Regions from separate parts of the Homo sapiens genome. Here region 1 is linked to region 2. The links are chromatin loops, found by intact Hi-C in ENCODE. Cell type or tissue: B cell. All regions are shown on one strand. Links, peaks and the distances in the headings refer to the core of each region. The heading gives the core; the rest is flanking DNA.

What was found. Hi-C counts contacts between places; a loop is a spot of excess contacts. Peaks named below come from ENCODE experiments on the same cell type or tissue, not always from the same donor. Only the 100,000 strongest peaks of a DNase experiment are listed, where the experiment ranks them.
Region 1: a loop joins it to region 2, with 1.8 times the contacts of the local background. A loop is called at or near these places in 21 of 110 quality-filtered maps.

What each region holds. Positions count from the first base shown.
Region 1 is chr1:172,126,519-172,138,495 of GRCh38, forward strand. It overlaps DNM3 (dynamin 3), which reads left to right. Exons shown (of 21, transcript NM_015569.5): 14 at 4,657-4,770. DNM3OS (DNM3 opposite strand/antisense RNA) reads right to left here. Exons shown (of 4, transcript NR_103486.1): 4 at 10,361-11,977. Among named protein-coding and RNA genes, the nearest start is that of MIR3120, 6.3 kb to the right of the region's middle. In B cell, for the core only: a CTCF peak has its summit at 8,755; a DNase peak (open chromatin) is centred at 8,743.
Region 2 is chr1:172,178,340-172,191,244 of GRCh38, forward strand. The region is part of intron 14 of DNM3 (dynamin 3); the gene reads left to right. Among named protein-coding and RNA genes, the nearest start is that of DNM3OS, 40 kb to the left of the region's middle. RefSeq lists an enhancer at 2,807-2,856. In B cell, for the core only: no CTCF peak of the experiment used is centred there; DNase peaks (open chromatin) are centred at 2,712, 3,322 and 7,052; H3K4me3 peaks cover 3,826 bases; H3K27ac peaks cover 7,423 bases.

The DNA of each region.
Region 1 (11,977 bases), core at 3,970-11,969, 50 kb before region 2:
GTAGCTCAGTTGACTAAATCCACTGGACTAAATGATGTTTAATAAATATCCTTTTCAGCTACATTAAATGCTTCTAGAAATAGTGGTGCATCTTTGAGGAATGAATCTAATGGTGCCAGTAAGATCAGGCAATTTATTTAGCATCACATCAGCTTAAACTCTGAAAACTCCATTCTTGTCTTCGTTTACACGGTACCTGCTTTTTTTTTTTGACTTCATTGGACTCTTATTCCTTTTATCTTCTCATTTTCTACCTCTCCAGTGGCACCTCCTGACCTTATTTCTCTGCTTGACCTAGATTGAATGGATGATCACCTGAATTACTCTCTTGCCTAAAACCTTCAACATCGTTACACTTCTGTACTTAGGTCACCCGGATTCAGAAACTCAGAACCCTGGATCAATTCCCATTTATCATCTTATTTTCTACATCACGTGTGCAAAGTGCTGCTGGAAAAGAGAACACAATTACGCTGATTGTGTCCCTGAAAGTTTGTTCTTTGTTCTCAGCTTTCAGCCATTTAAGAAAATGAATTCTAGTTGTACCCACTCTCACTCAACTACTGGTTGCCTCAATATCACTACCTTCAAGCCTCCCTTCCAACTTCATACTCTCACTCTCCCAGATAATTTTGTCTGCTTTGTCAACAGAAATGGCAAGATCAAATATAACCTTCCTAAACTTCCTACTCTGCTCCTCACGAAGGACTTACGTCCACCCTTACTCTCTCAACCTCCCCGGCCTCACAAGATGAGGCAGCTTTATTCCTATTCAAGGCTAGACCCTTCTCTTTGCTGTTCATGTTATCCACTCCTATCTTTGTCCTTGTATCCTCTTTATTGTATCGCCAATCTCTTACTCTCTACTTATTATTATTATTATTATTATTATTATTATTATTATTATTGAGGCAGAGTCTCTCTCTGTTGCCCAGGCGGGAGTACAGTGGTGCGATCTTGGCTCACTGCAACCTCTGCCTCCTGTGTTCGAGTGATTCTCCTACCTCAGCCTCCCAAGTAGCTTGGGACTACAGGCACCCGCCAGCATGCTGGGCTAATTTTTTGTATTTTTTGTAGAGATAGGGTTTCACCATGTTATCCAGGATGGTCTCGATCCCCTGACCTCGTGATACACCCACCTCAGCCTCCCAAAGTGCTAGGATTACAGGTGTCAGCACCGTGCTCGGCCCTCTCTACTAATTATGAATCAATAAACATGCTCAATTGTTGCCCATGCTAAAGAAAGAAAGAAAGGAAAGAGAGAAAGAAAGAAACCTAAAACAAAACAGCTATCACTACCATCACCTCCTTTGACCCTGTGACCTATTCTGGTTTTAACTGTCTTCCTCTGGGAAGAGCTCTCCCCAGTCACTGTCTCCATTTTTTGTTTCCCATTCACTTTTCGACCCAAAGAACTCTGACTCCTTGTCCCACCACCACACTGGCATAGCTAAAGACACTGTGATGTCTGCATTGTACTGTCATATCCCTTTCTTGCTGAATTTGACACTTCCAACCTCATACTCCTTGAAATTCACCTTGGCTTTGGCTTCCATGATCTTATTGCTTTTGTTTCTCTGACATTCCTTTACAGACTCTTGTGACTACCTCTGAAATGTTGATATTTCCCCGAGGATTCCATCTTGAACCACTGCTATTTTGCTTGGAGTTTTACCGCTACCAGTGTTTGTGCTGAGGACTTGCAAGTCTATACCTCCATCCTAATCTCTTCCTTTTGCTTCAGAGGTCAGATCACACTCCATCTGTGTTTCCTACAGCTACCTCAAAGTCAGCATAGCCTTTGCTGAATTTGTCAACTCCTCCAGTTTCCCAAACTGGGTCTTTTTCCTCTATTCCTTCTGAATTTTAGAATGGTTGGTTTTAAAAGTTGGTAGCTGCGATAGTTTCAGAATCATTCTAAAACAGCACACAGTTCAATAAAAATATAATGTAAGCTACATATGTAATTAAAAAATTTCTGATAGCCACATTAAAAAACAAAAGGAAACATGAAATTAATTTTTACAATGAATTTTATTTAGCCCAATATATGTAAAATACATTTTGACATGCAATAATTGTTTTAAATTAATGAGATATTTTACATTATTTTTTGTATTAAGTTTTCAAAATTCAGTGTTTATTTGAACACTTATGGCACATCTTAATGGAAACTAGTCAATAGGGCTCAACCACCATATGTGGTTAGTGGCTACCGGCTACACTATCACCTACTTCTGTCTTTCCCCCTCACTAATCCCACTCTCATTCACTCATAAATCCTGTTGATTTTACCTCCTAGATATTTCTTCAGTAGGTTCATTTCCTTTTAACTTTATACATCATGGCTTTAATTCATATCCTGGCCATATTTCACTTGGGTTATTGCAATGGGTTTTATAACCTAGTTTCTCTGTTCCAGGGAGCATGCAAGATCCATTGAAACGCAGGTACTATAGTAAGATATCTACTGATACGTAGTTTTAACGAGAAAATAAGAAAGCTCAGATTCATATTTAATATTTATTTATTATACATACTGATGCCAGCACCCTTGCTCTGCATCTCTGATACAATGAAATAACTAGTATATTTTCATTGAGTGGTATGATTAGCATGCTACTTGTAAGCCCTGGTAGGGTGGGTAATGGTCTTAGTGTGAAATAATTTAACCAGCTCCTTCTTACTCAAAACTATTAAATAGATGTGATCATTTACTCTATGGAAAATAAAGTTTGATTGTATGTGTGCATGCACGGGCTTCAAGCTTCATTGTGAATAAGAATCACCTTGGCAACATATTTAAATGTAGATTTTTGGGTTTCATATATATACATTCTCATTCATTTGGAATGGTAGGTGGCCCAGGAATCTGTATTTTTATAAAGCATTTGAATGATTGTAATATAACTGGTAGAAACCATACTGTATTAGTCTGTCTTCATGCTGCTGATAAAGACATACCCGAGACTGGGAAGAAAAAGAAAAAGAGGTTTAATGGACTTACAGTTCCACATGGCTGGGGAGGCCTCACAATCATGGTGGAAGGCAAAGAGAGACAAGTCACGTCTTACATGGATGGCAGCAGACAAAAAGAGAGCTTGTGCAGGGAAACTTCCATTTTTATTCCATCAGGTCTTGTGAGACTCATTTACTATCACGAGAACAGTGCAGGAAAGATCTTCCCCCATAATTCAGTTACCTCCCACCAGTTTCCTCCCATGACACATGGGAATTGTGGGAGTTAAAAGTTAAGATGAGATTTGGGTGGGGACATAGCTAAACTATATCACTATACTATACTATCACTATACTTTGAGTATTAGTCTGTTCTTTGTGAAGTAGAGAGTTAAAAAGCCGTGGAGAAAAGTGCATTAGCCCAGACTGGAGAGGGATGCTAAATGGGGGTTATAAAAGCAACAGCACACTGAAATGGAAATTGGGCACCAAGGCAATGCTGAAACAGGGAATCAAGGGTGACAGGGGCTGGAAATATGGAGAGAGGCTTGGAAGACAGTGATGAGAACCGTGGTCTATTCCATAATTTTCTCTGGGATTGGCCTTCCTTCTTCAACTAGAAAAGTTAATAGCAATATAAAAATGAAATCTGATTATTAGGGTATTTTCATCTTCCTTTAGTAACTTACATTCATTAGTTTTTCAATAAGTAATTTTTAAACATTTCAGGATGTCAACATATTGAGGAATTTCAGTGTAGGACAGTTTTTGACCTTAGAACAATATCATCCAATTGCATTTAGCATTTCATTTCTAGTTCTGTGACAACAAAATTATCTTGTATAGAGGACATGGTAAATGATGCCCTCTGGATAACAGAATTTAACTTCACAATAACTCTGAGGGGAAAAAAACCTCACATTTTTCCTTAAATTATATAAATACTTATCTATAAATAATTTCTGTTAAATCTATAATCCAAGTTGTTAATATTTTAAAACTTAAAACCTGTTTAAAAAATTTTATGAAGATGCTACATGTTTTGTAATATGGTAGAGAACAACCAGAAGATTTAAACTTCATAGGTTTAAAATTTTACAATATGCTGTTCAAATTATAAATTAAGACTATTAAAAACTCCAAACTTTTCATTTTAGTTTATTATTTTATCTTTCTCCTTCAGTCAGCCTTATTTAGGACTAACAAGGGGCTAACTGATTGAATTGAGTTTCTTCTTTTCGTCATTTGCTGGCAGGTCTCTGGTGGAAATCCTAATGGGCTGCAAACTAGGCAAACAAATGGGCCAGTAGGCTGGAAGTGGGGAAGGGACAGTGGATATGGAGAGTCTATTGTTCATCCAGTCAACTAAATATGTTTTAATTGTAGCAACAATGCCATAAGTAGGCCTGACACAGTCTATTAGTTTGCCTCACTTCATTCTTGTTTCAGTCACTCCACTTCAACCATCGATGAGTCTGAGATTTTTATTCCATTCATTGACAGGAGAGACTTCCCTTCACTCATCTGCACTTTTGGAAGATAAATTCTCTTGAATAACTCAATGGAAGTTGAGTTTGGAGGGAAAATACTATTTTTATTGCAATTAATATCTTGTTTTTAACTTCTTAGTCCAAGACATCTAATCTCCAGTGGCTTTTGTTAAACTAAACACCTCTGCTGATTTCTGCTTTTTCGTAGGTGATTCGCAAGGGGTGGCTCACCATCAGCAACATTGGCATCATGAAAGGCGGCTCGAAGGGATACTGGTTCGTCCTTACTGCGGAAAGCTTGTCCTGGTATAAAGATGATGAGGTAAGTCACAGAGAGTGATAAAGTTTTCTTGTTAAAGTATTTCTCATTTTAAATTAACTGATATTATTATACTATGCAATTTTGAGACACCAGTGGTTCTCTTTCAGTGAGATTAAGCTTGGAATGTTTGTTTAAAAAGGCACTATTATTTTCTTATAGATTTTAAAGTTTACAATATTCGCCCAAATTTCTTTTTCTTTTTGTTTATTTCTTTGCTGTAACCATATGTTTGCTTACCTGAAGAAATGGAGGTAGGCATCAAAGTTGAAAACCTCCTTCTTTATAATCATGTCAATGTACTGGTAAAGTGAAAACAATTTTCGTTAAAGAAAGTGTTGAAGGACCCAAGGTAATAGAACATTTTAAGAGTGAAATTAATAATATTGATGCACAGTTAATAAAGCATGTTGGAATTGTTCCTGTGACATCTGTCTCAAATGAAAGGCTTTTAAGAACGTCCACATCGCTAGTCTTCAAGTGAGTCTCAGATCATTGTTTATACAAATTTTGTTCTTTGAGAATTTGATATCTATGTAAAAGCATGAATTATGGTAATTATAGTGTTCTGGTTCATGTTAGATGTTAATAATTTTGGTCCTGTGACTTACTACTCATTTAAATTTGATAGCTATAAAAGTGCAAACAAAAAACTTATATTAGTCTTACAGAACCATTTAAGTGCTAGAAATCGATACCATTAAAATGTGAGGGAGCACAGATAGAAATTAAACTATGTCTTGAAATTTTTAATAGCCCTGGTCTGACCTGATAATCTTTTGGTACTTATAATGCGGCATGCAAACATTAGATAAGGATACTCTGTGATAGCAAAACTATGTACAGGTGAGATTCTCAATTTCATGTGGCCACGAAGGGCATGTGTTCAAAGTTAAAAGTTTTTCCTATCTTGGCCTGACATCTTTTGAAAGCATTACCGGGTGCCTTTGTCATTCCTTGGAGGAAAAGTTTCATGTCTTATATAGCACTTTTCATTTCTCAGGAGATCTGTGTGTAATAGTGTGTTGAAAAATATTGGATAATTGGTTGATTGCCACTAAACTTTCTGCAATAAGGGAAATGAAATCCTATAGAAATGTATTTAAATTTTTATGTCATTGACCATAGTCAAAAGTAGATTTGGTCACTGTGATAGTATGAGGGTTAGCAGTGGTTTCTTTCCTGTGCTGGCTGCTTAGCTATCTCTGTCATTCTGTGGGAAGCTCTAGTTTTAACATAGTTTGAGGAGCTCAGAGACACTTCCCTAGATGTAAAAATCACTAAATAGATGATCTTCTTTGCTGTTCAGTTGTAATAAGGTATTTCTATTAGATATATTTTCCCTCCAAGGATTTAGATGATAATTTATGTGCATTTAAATACGTGTAAACCTTGGGACCTTTCTCAGTTATACAAGGCCGCAGAAAATATTTTACTAAGGAATCATAACAGTGATGGCTAGTGTTTTATATGTATTAATTAACTCATTTAACCATATTCAGCCTTAACTACTACTATCCCTATTGTTGATGAGAAAACTAAAAATAAAACAAAACCTTTTTTTAAAAAAGTCTTTTCTACAGGACTATTTTCCTTATTGCAGAACATTTAGTCTTGGCGAGGATAACCAACTTACCAAAGTCACACAGCTAGTTGGTGGCAAAGCAGAAATTTGAACCCAGGCTGTTGAGCTCCAGAGCCTATGCTTTCAACCACAAATAAAGGCAAGAATCCCAGAGATGCCTGGAGTTGTCCAAGCCAACCTCATCCCACAGAGGACTTATGAAGATGAATTCCAGGCATCTCAGCATTGACATGTTCCTGGGTGTTAGCAGCAGAGACACTGAAGACTCTGGAGTAGCTACTGCTGTTGGAGTGTGGCATTAGTCTGGCTCTGTGAGTCCTGAAAATAAGCCCATTGGAAGGTATAGGATGCTCTCTGTAGGGAAGGAAGAAGCTTTGAAGGCTTGGTGAGCTCTTGGTTATTGGCTCATCTCCTCTCCTCCAGACTCAGGATAATTCTTTACAAAATCACTGCCCTTGTAGCTTCCTTATGAGTACTTGATTACAACAAATGGAAAATAAATATGCACAGTTATAATATTAACCAAGTGCCATGAATACTCCCGCTCTGTGTGCTGTGTATAACCAAGGTATGGTATGGAGGGTAGTTGGGGGCAGGTGAGAGTGGAAATGACCCTTGAAATAAATGGAATTATTTAGATGAAGAAATTCTAGGAAAGGGTAGTTTCATCCATTTAGATCATTTTAAAAAAGAGGAAATGACAAAGTTACTGTTCTATGGAGCTAACAAGCAAATAGACTAGTAATAAATGTCAGATAGTAAATGCTCTGAAGAAAATAAAATGGGGCATTGAGTTAGAAAGTGATAGGGGAGGGGTCTTTAGATTTGGGTGATTGGAAGGAAGTACCACTTGAGCAGAGACTGAGATGATGAGCTGTGCAGAAGATTTTGCTGAAGAATATTCCAGGTAGAGGGAACAGTAAGTATAAAAACCCTGGAGATGGGATCCAACAGGAAGTCTGTGGCTGTAACATAGGAACAGTGGGGGAGAAAGGAGATAAAATCAGAGGTACCAGTAGATGGGGGCCTTATCAGTCCCTACCCAATGGTTTGGATTTTATTACAAGGATAACTGAAAATGATTGGAGTGTTCCAACAGGTTGTGACATGATTGGATTGATGGTTTAGAAAGATTGCCCTGGCTGCTGGATTGTGCATAATAAGTGGTATGGGGTGGATGCGTGAAGGGAGCGGGGATGGCTAGCATGGAAGAAGGGAGACCAGATTGGAAACTCTGACCATGGTCCAGGCAAGAGAGGATGGTGGCTGGGTAGTAGCTGGTGGTGAGGGTGCGGAGCACTTAAGTTCAAGGTAGCAAAATTATGGGCTACACACAGCTATGATTGAGTCACTAGCTTCTGTTACTCATTCAGAACTCTCAAGAAACAAGACAGGAAGTTCTCATCATTAAGATCATCATTGAGACTGAAAGCTGGCCTTCGTGAATTTAAGCAGGTATAATGACTAGGGGGAATGCTACTTGCAACCACAACTCAAACTCAATGATGATCTTAATGAGGAGGATCATCACCATAATGGCTAATAGTTATTGAGTATTTATAGTTCACTGAGCACATTATTTACATTCTCCATTTTAGAGATAAAGAATTGAGGCTCAAAAGAGAGTGAGTAACTTAGCCAGGTGCTAAGTGTCAGTGCTGTGCTCTTAATCATCTGAACATTTCCCAACAATTACTTTCTGAACACTTGTTATGTACCAGGCACTGTCCTAATCACTAAGGATAAAATGATTAGCAAGGAATTCATGGTACCTATTCTTATGAAGGCTCTTTCCCAATAAAGCAAACATACAAATAAATAGGAAAACCTAGCAGATGCTGATTACAGGCTAGGAAGAAAATAAAGCCAGTGATGAGTTGACATAGAGTGTCTGGGATAGAGGACACAGGTAGGGGGTACTTTACATTGGATGGTCAGAGAAGGTTTGTGTTAATGTTCTGAGGCAGGATTGAGCCTGATGAATTTAAGGAGGGTAATTAAGTCCAGTGTGACTGGAGCAAAAAGAGAAAGGCACTCTAAAGATGAGGATTTTGATATTAAGAATGATGAGAAGTTTTTTAAGCTGGAGAGTCACATGATAAGATTTGAATTCTTTACTGATTCCTTTGGTTGCCTTGTGGAGAATGGATTGGAAGAGGGCGAAACTGGACTGGGGAGTTACTAGAAAGCTATTGCTTTCTACATCTATTGTGGTCTGCATAGATAATGGTAGCTTGGGCTGGGATGAGTTGTTGGAATTTGATAAAAATGAACGGATTTAAGAGATGTTTTTGGAAGGTGAAAATTGACATGAACAACTCATCACACATGCTAAGAGTTGCAGCAAACTGTAAGCCTCTTGAGACCAGGAGACATTGTTTGTTCCCTGTCCTACCACCAGGGGACATAGCACTGATAGGAGACACTAACTAAATATTGATTGAATGAAGGTGTCATTGAGCAAATGAATGAATAAATGCAGCATAATAATTAATCACGTCCTGGCATATCAAGTGTCAAAATTAAATTATTGAATTACAGAATAAAATTACCACTAAAGGTAGATTGTCTTAAATTGTCTTAAATTTTGTTAATTTTCATCATTGAAGGTTAGTGTTTTTTTGTTTTTGTTTTTGTTTTTTGTTTGTTTGTTTGTTTTTTATCCTCTGACTATATATATGTGACTTCCTGGATTGAAAATCATTTAAACAGAAAATTAATTTCCCAATGTTGTTTTCATACATTGCCCATATATGTTGTACATTTTTGGAAAGGGATTTAGTAAAAAGCAAGATGTGAGAATAAAACAGAAACTGTCATTTCAAAAGTTTTTTGAAATGGATTTTTGATCTAGATAATTTTACATTAATACTTTAAAATCAGACTTGAAAAAAATGATGGCTTTTCTTTAACTTATGTCTAAAATGTGAATTTTAGGAGAATGGGAGACCCTGATTCAAGGAGAAAAGAGCCTTATTTTTCTTAAAACCAATGAGAAATTTGTTTTAAAAATACATAAATATGTAAATTTTAAGAGATAATTCAAATCTCTGAAGAAAGAGGACTGTTAATTTATGTATAATAAAAGCACTTAGTCAATATTTATTCTATTTCTATAGCCCAGTGTGTAAAGATTTAAATCATAATGAGCTACTCCTAGGCAAGCAGAATAATGCAACATAGGCGTTTCCAGTGGAAATCTGCTAACCTTATACTATTGAGGAAAACCCAACATCTGCATTGAAATAAGGACATTCTTTGGACTCTTAAGAAATTACAGGCCTCATTTTTGTGGGTTGAAGTGTTTGGATAACTTGATAAGGAGATTATATAATTCCCTTATAGGGATATTTACTTAGCATTGTTTTCATTTTGTAACAATAACAAATGACAAATGTAACTTCAGAAATAGGAAACAAAATGACAGTTATATCCCTGGATGATCAAAGTTGTGAGATCAAGAAGTTATAGAAATATTCAGCTCTCTTTCTAGTTTCACTTATACTTTTAAGATTGTGCATATTTCCTACCAGATCTGCACACTCCCTGTGGTGGAAAAGGTCAGCGTCGACCCTGTGAACACTGTTCACACTCCTTCGTTAAGTTATTTAGTTAGCCAAAACTTAGATATTTTCACAAAAGTCCCAGTAAATATTGAACTCTAATCCACTTATATTACTTAAAATTCTGCATGATCACAGTTGTATATTTTTTTACATACATAAACTATCTGATGTTATTCTTTTTTAATATAGGATTATTCATACAAATATTTCCATGTTCTGGTATTATCTAAAGATTTATAATTTTGAAAAAAAGAGTATTATTCAATAAACCATAATGGCCAATCCTATTCCAAATTTATTAAAAATGAGTTTAGATTCAAACCCACTCCCCTATATGCATTATTTGTCCCACTCAAAAGTTTATCCTGGAAGAGCAATATTATCCTTTATATTACCCTTTCCCAGAAGAGAAAAATTTTTAAATGTGCCTCATTTAATGACTTTAAAATACATACAAAACATTCTTTCAAGCATTTTTTTTGAAAATTGAGTAAAAAATGTTTAACAAAAAAGGTGTTAACTTTATGTTTTAAGGAAAAATATTGAAAATGTTATCCTGGAGTGCCTCACCTTAGGATGACTCTGCTGCCGTCCTAGCTTTCCCTTTGGAGTCTGAAGGACGGGTGTAGTCTCCTTAATGTTCTGGCTAGGTCATTGTCTCATTCTGGGAGCTGTCAAGCACTCTCCTGAGCCTTGCAGGGTCCAGTAGAATAATTCCATACGTGAACTCTCATAGGCAGCATTTGCAACAGGTGGTACAAGGCATTTAAGATTGGGTAGAACGATGTCGATATTCTGTGAGTAATTTTTATATTGTCTTCCTGTTTATATTCTACATTTTGTAAGTATTGTTTAGGACTTTATTTGCTAGTAATGGGACTTTTATTTAAGGCAAAAATCTGCATCGTGCAATGTATCTTGCAGAAGCAGAGATGAATTTTAGCAGATGACATATTGCCATAAGACAAGATTGTTTAAATGAGAGAAATTTAACTTTAATCATATTTGTGCTTTGTAGTTTTGCCCCATCATTCAGTTTTTTAATTAAAGAAACTATAATGTCAGGTTTGGTTAAAATATCATTGTCAGAAAATTTGAAACTCACTGGGATCTTAGCTTTAAGACTGAGACTTTCATTTTAAAAATAAAATAGCTGAATGAAAAATAGTTTGCTTTAGTTAAGAATACATACATAAAGTGTTTAATTGTTAAATGTGAAAAAAGTTTTGAGTAGCCTTGTGTTACATTTTTTAAGCTTGACCAGAATCTAAGAAAGATGAAAATTAATTTCAAATACTGAAGCTAAAACATGTTAATGAACTAAATAAAAGTTGACACATTTCTAATTTTATCCATCTTCCCACCTTTTACCCTTAAGTATTTAAAGTATTCATAGACAAAAGCCATCCCTTATCATTTCACTCCAGTTAACAGTGCATAAACTGAAGTTTGGATATTTTCTCAAAAGATGTGTCAAAATATACATTTCAAGTGCATTAACCACTTTCCTTATGCTTCTGAAGATAAATGAATTGCCTGAACATCTCAAGATCTTGAAAGTTTATAGTGATGGAAGCATAGGTTGCAAGTGAATGTGTTGGCCTTGTAAATTCTACTCCTAGAACTGTAGCATAAGCACCTTCTTAATTAAAGAATGACGCAGTCATAAATTTATGTATACCATGACGCGTGGAAGTATCAAAAATTTCAACTTTCCATATGTCAAAAGAGGAGAAACTATTATTTTAATATAGTTGAACACTAGTTGGAAATAGTAGTCTTTTCACTGTGTTTTGCCCAGACCCAGACTGGCAGAGTTAACCCAGACTGGCAGAGTTAACTCAAAGCACTTGATCCTTTGGAATACTCTTTTTCTCCCTTTTCTTTTCTCTGTCTTTCCACCCTATCCCCTTCCAAAAAAAAAAAAAAAAAAAAAAAATCATGACATAGAAAACCATACTTAGTTTATGGACAAGAATTCTTAGAATAATTTATTCTTTGTTAAGCATCAGACTGAAGTTATATTGTTTTGTTATATTGAGTTTTTATATCAATATAG
Region 2 (12,905 bases), core at 2,389-10,388:
TCCAGAGATTGATTTTTCCATTGAGAGTAATTTATTCATTTATTTAAAAATATTTATTGAGTATTTATTATGTACTTGAGTCTGTATAATTCTGAGAGTACAGTAGTAAATTTTTTACATATATGAAGTGAAGATGACTGGAGAGGGGAGTAGGAGGTTGATGTGTAAGTCAGAGAATCCACAAGTAAGGAAGGGATAGGAATGAACATAGATGAAGCAGTTAAAAGAAGCAAGGTAGTAAGATAGTGCATGCCGTGATGATGAAGAGAGGGAGAGAGACAGAGAGAAAGGGTGTGCAAGAGATACAGCAAGAGAGCAAAACAGAGAGAGAAAGAGAGACAGAGAATGGACCCTGGTTTACTTCAACTTCAAGCTGATGTTACAGAGATATCAATGAAAGGAAGAAAGAGTAAGTCACTGGGTTTGATTATTAGTTGATCATCAGTGATCTTTAGGATTTCATTGTCAATACAATGGTAAAGACAGAAGCTAGATTGCAGGGGGTTAAGGGGTCACCTTATGGAGATGAAATAGAATAAGTCTTATTCCAGCTCCATGGGCATGTCTCTATCGCTTTATGTCTCAGTCCATAAAATAGAGCAAAAATGGTGATCCTCCTCTAGTCTAAAATATAAGGAATGCTTTGAACTGCTGGGTGAGCTAATACTCTAAAGCCAGGGCGGTGATAGTAGTTATCTGTGTGTACTTTGAATGAAACTGGACTTAGAATGCTGAGCTAGTTGTTTTGTGGAGCCTACTTTCAGAATGTCACCTCTAATTTTGCATTCATGAAAAGCATTCTCCTGCCTGGACTAGAATCCAAAAATTTTTTGTTTATTATTAGTGGTGACTGATTGTCATTTGTGGACTGTGATCTACATGTAATGAAGTGGAATTTGGCCACTGGTTGTGTTGCAAAGCTTTTCTGAGTAGTGTTATTGCATCTTAGTTTTGACAAAGTTTGTTACTCCCACTAGTATTTAACTGGTATTAAATTCAAGATTATATTTTCATAATGTTGTTTGGAAACCAAAAGAAAATAATTGGTATGAACGTGCTTTGAAAAGTTAAAGGATTATATAAGTATTAATTATAATTATCATTAAAGTGATTTAATAGAAGTATTATTCTACTAAAATAAAATAAGAACTGCTAAATTCAAGATGTCATTGAGAAGAGGGGAGAAGTTTTTTTTGCTATGGTTTATTTCAGCTTCTGTATAACTTACATGGACTTTCTAAGAAAAATGTATACAGGCAATATTTATAAATATGTGTGTATATTTTAATGATGCTATGCCGGATCATTTCTGCTTGGATTATTTGTGGCCTTATTTAATTCTGGACTTATTTTCCAGCATAGTTTTGGGAATACAGATTCAATAATTTTTAGATATAACCAATAAGTACTGGGTGACTACTCTGTAAAAGCACTTCTTCATATCTCACATTTTAATCTTCACAATAGCTTCATCAGAGCAGGTGTTATTACTTTTTTATGTATTAAAAAACTAAGGCTCTGAGAGGTTAATTAGATTTTCGCCCATGGCGTACATAGCAGGGATTAGACGACTAGAACCCTACCATTAGTAGATAATAAGCTCAGGTGGTGAAAATCAATTAGCTTCAGTAAAGCCTAATTGTATCTGTAAATATGTTACAAATATCATACCGTGTCTCTGAGTTCTGAGTCAAATTTGCAGTGTTTTTGAAGCAGCATTGCCTTCTGTTACCTGGCTGCTCTTGTATAGTTTAGCATGAATGCATGGCAGTTTGCCCTGTAGGAACAAATCTAGTCTATGTGGATATACTATCATGATTCAGTTAGGTCTCAAGATCAGTAAATTAATTTATGTAAAGAATAAGATACTATGTATTTCGGTTTTTCAATACAGAACCATGAGTAGGAGAGTTTGTATGTTTACTGCATGCTAACCAACACTTGTTTGTTCTTTATGGTTTACCAATTTCACTCGTTAGATCCTGACTTTTACCCTGTATCGTAGATAGGGCTGAGATTATGCACCTCATTTTACTCACAAGGAAACTAAAGCCAAAGAACAGTGTGTGATTTTCTCAGTAGCCTTCAAATATATTGGCCTAGAAAATATTCTGATAGATAAATAGTCTAAGGACAAGTGGATTCATTGTAATATCTGCAATGCATTTTATTTCTTATATAATTAAGAGCTTACTGCTAGAATACAGTGTGATTTAGGTAAAACTTCTCAACATATAGCATACTTGAGGGAAAACAGAAGATCATAAAAAGTTTCCTTCTTTTATTGCAGGAATAGCATATGATTTATTTGAAGCCTAATTATTTTCCAGAGGAATGCTCTACATGTTTCCAATAGCTGTTTTGTGTTTCTGTAGAGGGTTAGAGGAGAAGCTGCCAGTTTCCTCCCAATACTGATGTTGCAAATCTCAGAACTTTAATCTGGAACACTCTCCTCTGTTATGTATATGTATGAAAATTTGCCCTACCTATTACCTTACTTTGGCATGTGGCATTTACTTGTGAAAAATGTCACAATATCTAATAGTTTATTTCCTACTCATGGATATAAGGCAAAATAACATTAAACAAGAATAAATATCTGTTTACCAACATTTAAATGATAGTTCTTTTGTTGTCAACTGGCAAGTACGGAGCACTTACCAAGTGCCGCCACTCCGCTGGGCTCTGGGGAACACAGCTCTTCCTTAGCTGAGCTCATAATCTGGACTGTGAGGCCTACACATCAGGGCAGAAAGCTTCTAGTTTCACTTTTCATATAGTAATTTTGAAAGCATAAGAGGCTTTGCAAAACATCTTTTAAAATAAAGATGCTTCTCCACCATCTCTAAGATAAGTTGGTTCTTTTTGGCAAAGGTGATTTTAATTGTTAGTACATTTCCAAGACAAGAAATGCAATCTGTTGACACGCCCTTCAAAATAATCAGATGAAAACAAGGAACACAAATATGTCCAGCCCTGAACTCTTCATTTTTCCTCTTGATGAATCCTTTCTTATGCTTTAAAACACTTGAGTTTACACACACACACACACACACACACACACACACACACACATATTTCTGGTAGGCGTGGAGATATATATCTATATATATCTTGCTATTAGGGCAATTCCCTGAAAGATTACACTACCTTCTTTATGCATAACGTCAATGCCTGATATTAAACAGAAACGAACTATGTGACTATGCTTTCCTTTTTAAATATGTGAACGTATTTCTCTACAGAGTTGTTTTGTAGCCGTATTGCTACTAAACTGGTGCCCAGCTCCAGGCCTGCAGACTGCTGACACACAATTAATCTCACAAATTTATGAATGCCAAAGCATGGAGCAAAATGAAAACAACTGGGGGAATGTTTAAGGGAAATAATTGGACTGTATCCAGATGTGCATGTGTAAAACATCACCACTTAACTCCTCCCCCATATCCTGTCTGAAGACAGGGTTTTTTTTTTTTTTTTTGAAAATAAACTGGGGTTATTTGAAAGAAGTTGTGGTCTCTGACTAAAACTGAATAAGCAAGGCCAGGCTGGCCATAATTCTGTGTGTTCTTGTATTTTTGTTTCTTAATTAACTCATTAGGTGCTGATGAATCAATCTGCCTCATGTCTGTTTTTGGTGGGTGTTGCCACAACTTTATGAACTCTATTTAAAGATAATATGTAAGGGGTTTCAAGACTGATAGTCGATTTCTTTGAGTTTTTGGTTATAACGAACTGGAACTTTTTACTATTAGAAATAGGCAACATTATTGTAGTGTGAAGGTCATCAAGCTGGGACGTGAAGTCTGGTCAAGAGGAAAAAAATGTGACAACATTTTATAGTTTTTTTTTTTTTAACAGTCTGTCCAAGATCAGTTAGGGGAAACAAACAAACAAAAAAACGATTTCTCTAAGATGCTTAACTCACTAGATAAAGCATAAAAATGGAGATAATAATGTTGAGTTTGTGTGCATGAAATTAATTTAGGATCTGGCATCACTGGGATATGAGAAGCTAGAGGACAGGGTGCTCTGAAGAAATATTTTGCAGGTTGATGTCTAACCATCATTACATACCTTAAATGGTACTAGAGATGAAGTAATAAAACACACTTTTTCCCTCAAATGCAAATATTTCCTCAAAAACAAGATAACCAAGTCCAGCAATAAATCCAACTCATTTCAATAAAATGTTCTCCACAGACTTGCTTTTCTCCTACTCTGTTTAAGGACAAAAATAAAGATGAAATGAATTGCAATGAACCTGCTCAGAGGTACTCACTAAAGTGGAGCATAGAGAGGCCTTCTGCTCTGCATGCCCCTCCCTCTATCTGCATTGTCCTCAGAGACTGCCTGAAAATTCAAATTCTGGGCCTCATTAGGCACAGAGTCCTAAGATTGTGTTTCTGTTTTTATTCAAAGAGAGAAAACAAAAGTAGAAAAAGTTGAATACCCAATCTTTTATACCATTGCAGGAAGGCTTAAGGACCCCAATCGTCAGTTTTCCTGCAATTGGTGACTTCAATATGAGAATAGTATCAGCACTTTATTTTGAGAGTAAGTATTGATAATGTAGTATCATTCCAATTGTGCAGGTAATTATTTAAAGTCCAATTTTAATAATCATGACAACTGAGTATAGTTTCTATCAAAAAAAATTTCTTAGTTCCTTTACCAAGAACTGGTAAAAAGGCAACTTTTTAACTAAAGGGAGCTAGGTACAGAAAGGCACTGTCCTGTCCCAGACGCCAAAAGTTTAGTGGGAAGTGATGGCCATAGAGAGGGAAAGGGGATGAGAAGATCACTGGTTTCAGTATTAATACAGATATGCACATACAGCACCATCTCTAGATCATGCCTGTTATTCTCCATATCGTCTCCACATACTACCCAATAGAGATATATTTTATTTAGCCAGTTTTGGTTTCAAACACAAATAATTTCTGGGAAAGTTCAATATATTGGTTTCACACACTTTATGGATATAATATCATGATGTTGAAAATATTCTATATTATACAAAGTTTTTTTAACACAAATTAAATTTTGATGTCATAAGTGAAGACTTGGCAAATAAATACTAAGAATTATCTGTGTACCAGTATAAGGAAAATACAGTGATTCTGGGTTTCAAAACCCAAATACACTGAAACATTGTGGAGTTTTTAAAGTAAGGAATGTGCTTGGTCTGGCAGATGATAAAACATGTTAGTTGCTTAAAATTATTGCCAATTATTTTGGTAAATACATTCAAACTTTTTTAAATTTTTTTATTTTTTGTGATAGGGTCTCACCCTGTCACCCAGGCTGGAGTGCAGTGATGCAATCATGGCTTACTGCAGCCTCCACCTCCTGGGCCCAAGCAATGCTCCCACCTCAGCCTCCTGAGTAGCTAGGACTACAGGGTTGCACCACCATGCCCAGCTAATTTTTTTTTTTTTTTTTTTTTTTTTTTTTTGTAGAAACAGGGTTTCACCAGGCTGATTTTGAACTCCTGGGCTCAAGTGTTCCTTCTGCCTTAGCCTCCCAAAGTGCTGGGATTACAGGCATGAGCCAATACACCTGGCTTCAAAGTTTTTTTTTTTTTCTAGAGAATCAGCAGTGTAATAGAAATTAATATTCTAGTACTCAAAACAACAGCAATCATAACAATAATAGCAAAATCTATGTTCTTGGCTCAGTTACACTCAAGTAATAGCTTGACCTTGGATTAGTTGCTTTATCTCAATTTTATTTCTGCAAAGTAGCGTGAGGATCCCTATCCTGCTCACCTCACAAGTTGTGAAGTTCATTAGGTTTATTGTTGCAATGTTTTCTAAATCTTCTCATTAAATGATGTTAAAACCTACTAAGAACTCAAACAATCCCAGACACACTGATGGAGAATTTAGATATGTAGTCTGAATATAGCATCAGACAACCTGAACTGTTAAACAAGCAAAGAAAATTATCACAAAATAAACATGGAAAATATCATTACATTGACCACCATTTAAATTGCACAGTTCTTGTAAGACATACCCACTACATAAAATAAAACCCATCTGCAGAGACACAGCAGTTTTTCTGCAGTTGGGAGTTGGTGATTGAAAAGTAGGAATTTGAAATTAATTTTTTTTAGAAATTGAGAAATTTTATCCTCCCTTCTAAACAATGACCCTCAACACAGTAATGAGCAGCACAATCTGGAGGGTATGGTAATATCCCAGAATATGTCCCCAGGCTAGGTGCTCAGGGCCTAACTTGCCTTTTTAAGAAATTCATTGTTTCTGTTGAATGTTGCTCTCTTCATATTGTCTACTTTAAAAGACAAATACTTCTGGGATGTGTAAGCCCAGGAATGGGAAAGGAGGAAAAATCATCTTAGAGTTTATTAAGTACGGAATCTGACCCATGGACTTGATATGTGCATTCTCATTGCAGACTTGGGTTTGGGGTTTTACAAATGTAGAATCCAAATATTAGAGAAGTTCATCGCTTTCCTGTCACCCTCTTAAGGGAATGAACTGTGTAGCTGAGATTTGATCCCCTAGTTGGTCTGCCAGCAAGCCCATGTTCTTTCTTTTGCACACCCTATACCATATAATAAATTAATTCATGAGATGCTGTCTTTGTAACAGCTGAGAATTGGAACACTAAGAGAGCATCGAACATCTGGAATAGAAGTAAAGTGATTTGGAAAAAAAAAGGGAGGCTGGAAACTTAGTCAACACATAGGGGCAGCTCCTCTCACTCAGTGTTCATGCTGGGTCCTGAAGATAAGTAGGTTTTGCTCTTTGCCTCAGTGGTCTTTGACGGACTCTGGGTACTAAAGCTAAGATGGAATTGAGGGAAGCTCCTAATGCCTCCTTTATTTGCATCGGCAGTGAGATTGAAAGAGGCCCCTTCAGTGTGTGAATACCTGAAATTAAAGACTAGAAATATGCATTTAGACTGTTTACTTTAGGTTTCCTGTTTACATTTGTTCCAATTTTATTCTCTCACTGGGGAGTAGAATTGGAATGCAGAGAAAAAGGGGTGAGCACAAGACAAAGGGAAGTGAAACTCAATTTTGAAAGCAGAACCATTTTTACATTTAAGTTGAACTGTGGTTTTAAAACATTTAGCTCTCTATTGGAAACCATTGTGGGTGGGGTGCATTTGTAACAGAGCTTCACCTAATTCATTCTATATGCTTGGCAGAGGAAAGGCTGAAATCAGAGCCAAATTCCAAAGAGCCTCTGAGGGAAGCAAGGTCACACTCTATTCAGAATTATATAGCAACCTGGCCTAAACAGAAGATTTTTAATGTGTTTGTGCACTTAGGAATCATTTTTCTAGACTTTGGTAATTGTTTATCCATTTTGTGAAGTTCTATTGTAAATGTATTGCAAACACTGCTTCATAGCTAGATAAGAACAACTGCTGAATAATCTAAGTCAACTAAGTTTATTTCATAGCTGGTTTTGAAACTGGGAATAAAATAATATAGAAGGGTTTATTGATTAGTTCCACTGTCATAATAAGCCTGGAGAAATGTCTTAGGAGCCACATTTTGACTTTTTTGTCTGACGAATTTGGCCCATCCTCAAATAAAAATTGTTTTTTAATTCCAAGCAGTCATATTATGAACAGTTGTTATATTTTACATTGTTTTATAATTGGTCTCCTGCATGATAAAACTCATTTGCAAGGCAGAAAGGCAAAAATGTGAGAAGCAAGAAACCAATTTATTGTTAATCAATAATTACAATAAAAATGGGAATAAGGAGAAATGTGATTTTAACTCACTTCCTGGGAAGACATTCCAGAGTTTGGGGGATGACAGAACATCTTTTGGGTGCTTAGGGACCAAAAGGGAGTGAGGACTTCAGACTTTGAAGTTATTTTTGCTTACGACCAACCAACTTTACCTCAAAGTGCAGAGTGCTTAAAAGTTAATTTAAACGTCGGTTACAAATTCCAAGAAATGTGGAGATATAACCCAGAAAGGCAACATGACCTAGAGAGCTGAACAAGGGTTTGGGAATGTGGACTTGGTTGTTAACCCTGTGTCAGTTGCTGTTTTTTTTTTTAACTTTGTAATGATGAAATGCAGTTTCCATTCTCCTGACCACCTTAAGGTAGTACCAATCGTGGGTAAAATAATATAGAAGAGATATAATATAAAAGGGGAAATAATTTAGAAGGACAATGCTGTCCCCCCCTTTTGAAGATGACATGGATTTAGAGCAAAGTTTTGGTTATTTTTGAGAGGTCCAGAATCCAGGCATCTGCCTCTTTTGATACAAAGGCTGCTACTTCTTGCTTCTTCAAGGGACTTCTCACCCTCTATTGATGGTCAGCCCCCTCTCACTGAAGGAATCAGAATCAATTGGTGATAGAAAGTTTTGAGAGCATCATTTGCCAGCCTGGAAGTATTTTTCATCTCTACCAGTTGTTCTTTAACTTTTTGAAGTTCTGTAAACATTTAAGAACATCGTAGGAGTTATAGATGTTTTCCTTAGGCTATTGCACACATTCACAGATTGATTTCTGAAGACTCCCCCATCTTGAAGATTGTTCATGGATCATGGGTTGTGAACCCTAGCTATGGAGGGTTTGTGTCTCTAAGCTCTGAAAACCTCACCATCCAGGTTGTCCTCTCTGAGAAGCTACTCTCCATGGCCGAGTCACCTTAATGTTGAAAGGAAATATCTTTGCACATGATTTGTTCTCTTCTTATTCTGCCTGCCTCTTAAGTGTCAGAAGACCTCCCTGGAGGGAACCTCACAACTTTATGTCATTACTTTTTCCAAGGCTCACTTGTAGGTTTGGGAAGGTTTTCTTTTCTCCCTCTTTTCTTTGCATGAGAGTCTGTCCCATCTGCCTTTTCCCACCAGCAGTCCAGAGTGATCACTCTCAGATTTTTCACACCACTTACGCTTTGTATCAGCAATATGATATTCATTTTTCTCTCTTTTGGTTTATTTGTAAATTAATTTTTACTATAAAATATTTTAATACATATATAAATGGAGAATAGAAATAACACCCATTTTAATACAATCTTAGCATTATAATATACTTGCATCAGATTCTTTAGAATGGTAATTACAGTTACACAGTGAAGATCTTCACTGCCTCTGCCCTGAGCCCTTCTTTTCTTCCCTCCCTGGTAGTAAGTGCTGTTCTTTCCAAACGTGGTTCATCCTTTACTTTTAAAAATTATTCTTCTGGGTATAGACCTGATCTATTCAATGAGACTATATTTTCTTGAGAATGGATAGTAGCCTTATTTTTGTTTTTGTTTGTCTTCAGTGCTCAGGGGTCCTTAATATGTGACAGCAGATGCATGGAGGTGGGGTTGCGTGGCACTTGTGCCTCCTCATTTTAAGGTTCTTCTCCATCTTGTCCCTCAAAGATGGTTTGCATTGTTACAAATGTTAAGAAAATCACTTTTTCTCCTTTCCTATTTTTCTTCTTTCTACAGAAGAAAATTCAGATCATATGAGATTTCATGTTTCTCTGAATATCCTGTTGCTCTTCACTTCTCCTGTTTCCTTATATCAGGAATGATTCTTTGTCCTGGTTTCTCAGTTCCTTTATTTGCAGCTTTAGAGAAATAATCTTGCTTTAGGTCACCTTTAACTTTATTCAAATAGTATAAAGTAAGCAATGAAAAGGTAAAGACAATTAATATAAACCCCAAACCCACTATATATGTCTACTAAGAACAAAACTCAATAAAAAATATGCCTTGAATTCCAAAAGTATGTGTGTGTATGTATGTAATATGTGATTAAACTGACAAATTTATTTGCTTTCCAGAAATTTTGTTTCTTTATTTTGTGTATTTATACACTTTGAAAATCCATCAATTTGTCTTGGCAATTCTGATATTACTCCTATTTCACAAGTAATGAAACTGAGGCCAGGATGGCTAAATGACATCTCAGGTAGCAGAACTATTAGGAGTTAGACTAACGTCTCCAGATTTCTTTTCCTTAGGCTCAGGTGGTTTTCCTGCTTCAGCCTCCTGAGTAGCTGGGAATCCAGGTTTGCACCACCTTGCCTGGATTTTCAACAAATGGGACTGGCTCTCTAACCAGGAATTGAACCTGGGCTGTCATGACGAAAGCACCAACTCCTAACCACTAGACCACAGGGTGGAGATTTCTTCTTTTTTAAAAATCTGCCCCTCTTGTCACTGTTTCTTTTTATTGCTAAATAATATTCCATTGTCTGGTTGTACCACAGTTTGTTTACCCATTCACCCATAGAGGGACATCTTGGCTGTTTGCAGTTTTTTGGCAATTATGAAAAAAGCTACTCTAAACATTTATATGCATGTGTTTGTGTGAACATGTTTTAAATTCATTTGGGTGAATACCTAGGATTATATATAATTGCTGCATCATATGGTAAGACTACGTTTAGTTTTGTAAGAAACTACCAAATTATCTTTACAGGTGGCTGCATCATTTTGCATTCCTTCCAGAAACGAATATGAGTTCCTGTTCCTTTGCATGTTTATCTCTATTTGGCATTGTCAAGTTTTTTAATTTAAGGAGGCCCAACTTATTTTTTTCTTCATGGATTGTGATTTTGATGTTATACCTTAAAACTCTTCACCAAACCCAAGTTCCCCTAGATTTTCTCCTATGTTATTTTGTAAGAGTTTCATAATTTTGTGTTTTGTGTCTAAGTCTGTGATGCATTTTGAATTAATTTTTGTAAAAAGTGTGAGGTCACTGTGTACATGCAGTTCTTTTTCGAGTAGACTTATAGTTCTTTCAGCATCTTTTGTTGAAAAGACTATCCTTTCTCTATTGAATTGCCTTTTTCCCTTTGTCCAAGATCAGTTAACTAGATTTGTGTGGTCTGTTTCTGGGCTCTTATGTTGTTCCGTTGATCTGTTTGCCTAGTTTTTCACCAATACCATACTCTCTTTATTACTATAGCTTTATGGTAAATCTTGAATTTGAGTAGTGTCAGTCTCTGATTCTTCTTCTTGAGTATTATGTTGGCTATTCTGAGTCTTTTATTTTTCTATGTAAGTTTTACAAGCAGTTTGTTAATATCTACAAGATAACTTGCTATTATTTTAATTGGGATTGCATTTAATCTATAGATCAAGTTGAGGAAAATAGACATGTTAATGTAATTGAGTCTCCCTATTCATGAACATGGAATTTCCCACCATTTATTGAGGTCTTCTTTGATTTATTTCACTAGAGTTTCATTTTCCTCATATAGATCTTTTTCATATGTTAGTAGAAGCATATCTAAGTATTTATGTATTTATTTTTGGGGTGCTAACGTAGATGACTATATTAGCCCATTTTTGTGTCACTATAAAGAAATACCTGAGGCTGGGTAACTTACTAAGAAAAGAGATTTAATCAATTCACAGTTCTGCAGGCTGTACAAGTGTGGCTCCAGCATCTGCTTCTGGTGAGGGTCTCAGGAAGCTTACCACCATGGCAGAAGGTGAAAGGGGAGCAGGTGCTGTGACATGTTGAGAGAGGGAGCAAGAAAGAGAGAAGGGGGAGGTCCAAGACTCCTTTAAACAACCAGAACTCACATGGACTAACTGAGCAAGAACTTATTTATCACCAAAAGGATAGTGCTAACCCATTCATGAGGGTTCCATCACCATAATCAAATGACCTCCCATTAGGCCCCACCTCCAACATTGGGAATCACATTTCTTTTTTTTTTTTTTTTTCACTTTAAGTTCTAGGGTACATGTGCACAACGTGCAGTTTGTTACATATGTATACATGTCCCATGTTGGTGTGCTGTACCCATTGACTCATCATTTAAATTAGGTATATCTCCTAATGCTATCCCTCCCTTTTCCCTGCACCCCCACCGGCAGGCCCCAGTGTGTGATGTTCCCCACCCTGTGTCCATGTGTTCTCATTGTTCAATTCCCACCTATGATTGAGAACATGCGGTGTTTGGTTTTCTGTCCTTGCGATAGTTTGCTCAGAATGATGGTATCCAGCTCCATCCATGTCCCTATAAAGGACATGAACTCATCCTTTTTTATGGCTGCATAGTATTCCATGGTGTATATGTGACACATTTTCTTAATCCAGTCTATCATTGATGGACATTTGGGTTGGTTCCAAGTCTTTGCTATTGTGAATAGTGCCACAATAAACATACGTCTGCATGTGTCTTTATAGCAGCATGATTTATAATCTTTTGGGTATATGCCCAGTAATAGGATGGCTGGGTCAAATGGTGGTATTTCTAGTTCTAGATCCTTGAGGAATTGCCACACTGCCTTCCACAATGGTTAAACTAGTGTACAGTCCCACCAACAGTATAAAAGTGTTCCTATTTCTCCACATGCTCTCCAGCACCTGTTGTTTCCTGACTTTTTAATGATTGCCATTCTAACTGGTGTGAGATGGTATCTCATTGTGGTTTTGATTTGCATTTCTCTGATGGCCAGTGATGATGAGCATTTTTTCATGTGTCTGTTGGTGGCACAAATGTCTTCTTTTGAGAAGTGTCTGTTCATATCCTTTGCCCACTTTTTGATGGGATTGTTTGATTTTTTCTCGTAAATTTGTTTAAGTTCTTTGTAGATTCTGGATATTAGCCTTTTGTCAGACAGGTAGATTGTAAAAATTTTCTCCCATTCTGTAGGTTGCCTGTTCACTCTGATGGTAGTTTCTTTTGCTGTGCAGAAGCTCTTTAGTTTAATTAGATCCCATTTGTCAATTTTGGCTTTTGTTGCCATTGCTTTTGTTGTTTTAGTCATGAAGTCCTTGCCCATGCCTATGTCCTGAATGGTATTGCCTAGGTTTTTTTCTGGGGTTTTTATGGTTTTAGTTCTAACATTTAAGTCTTTTAACCATCTTGAATTGATTTTTGTATAAGGTGTAAGGAAGTGATCCAGTTTCAGCTTTCTACCTATGGCTAGCCAG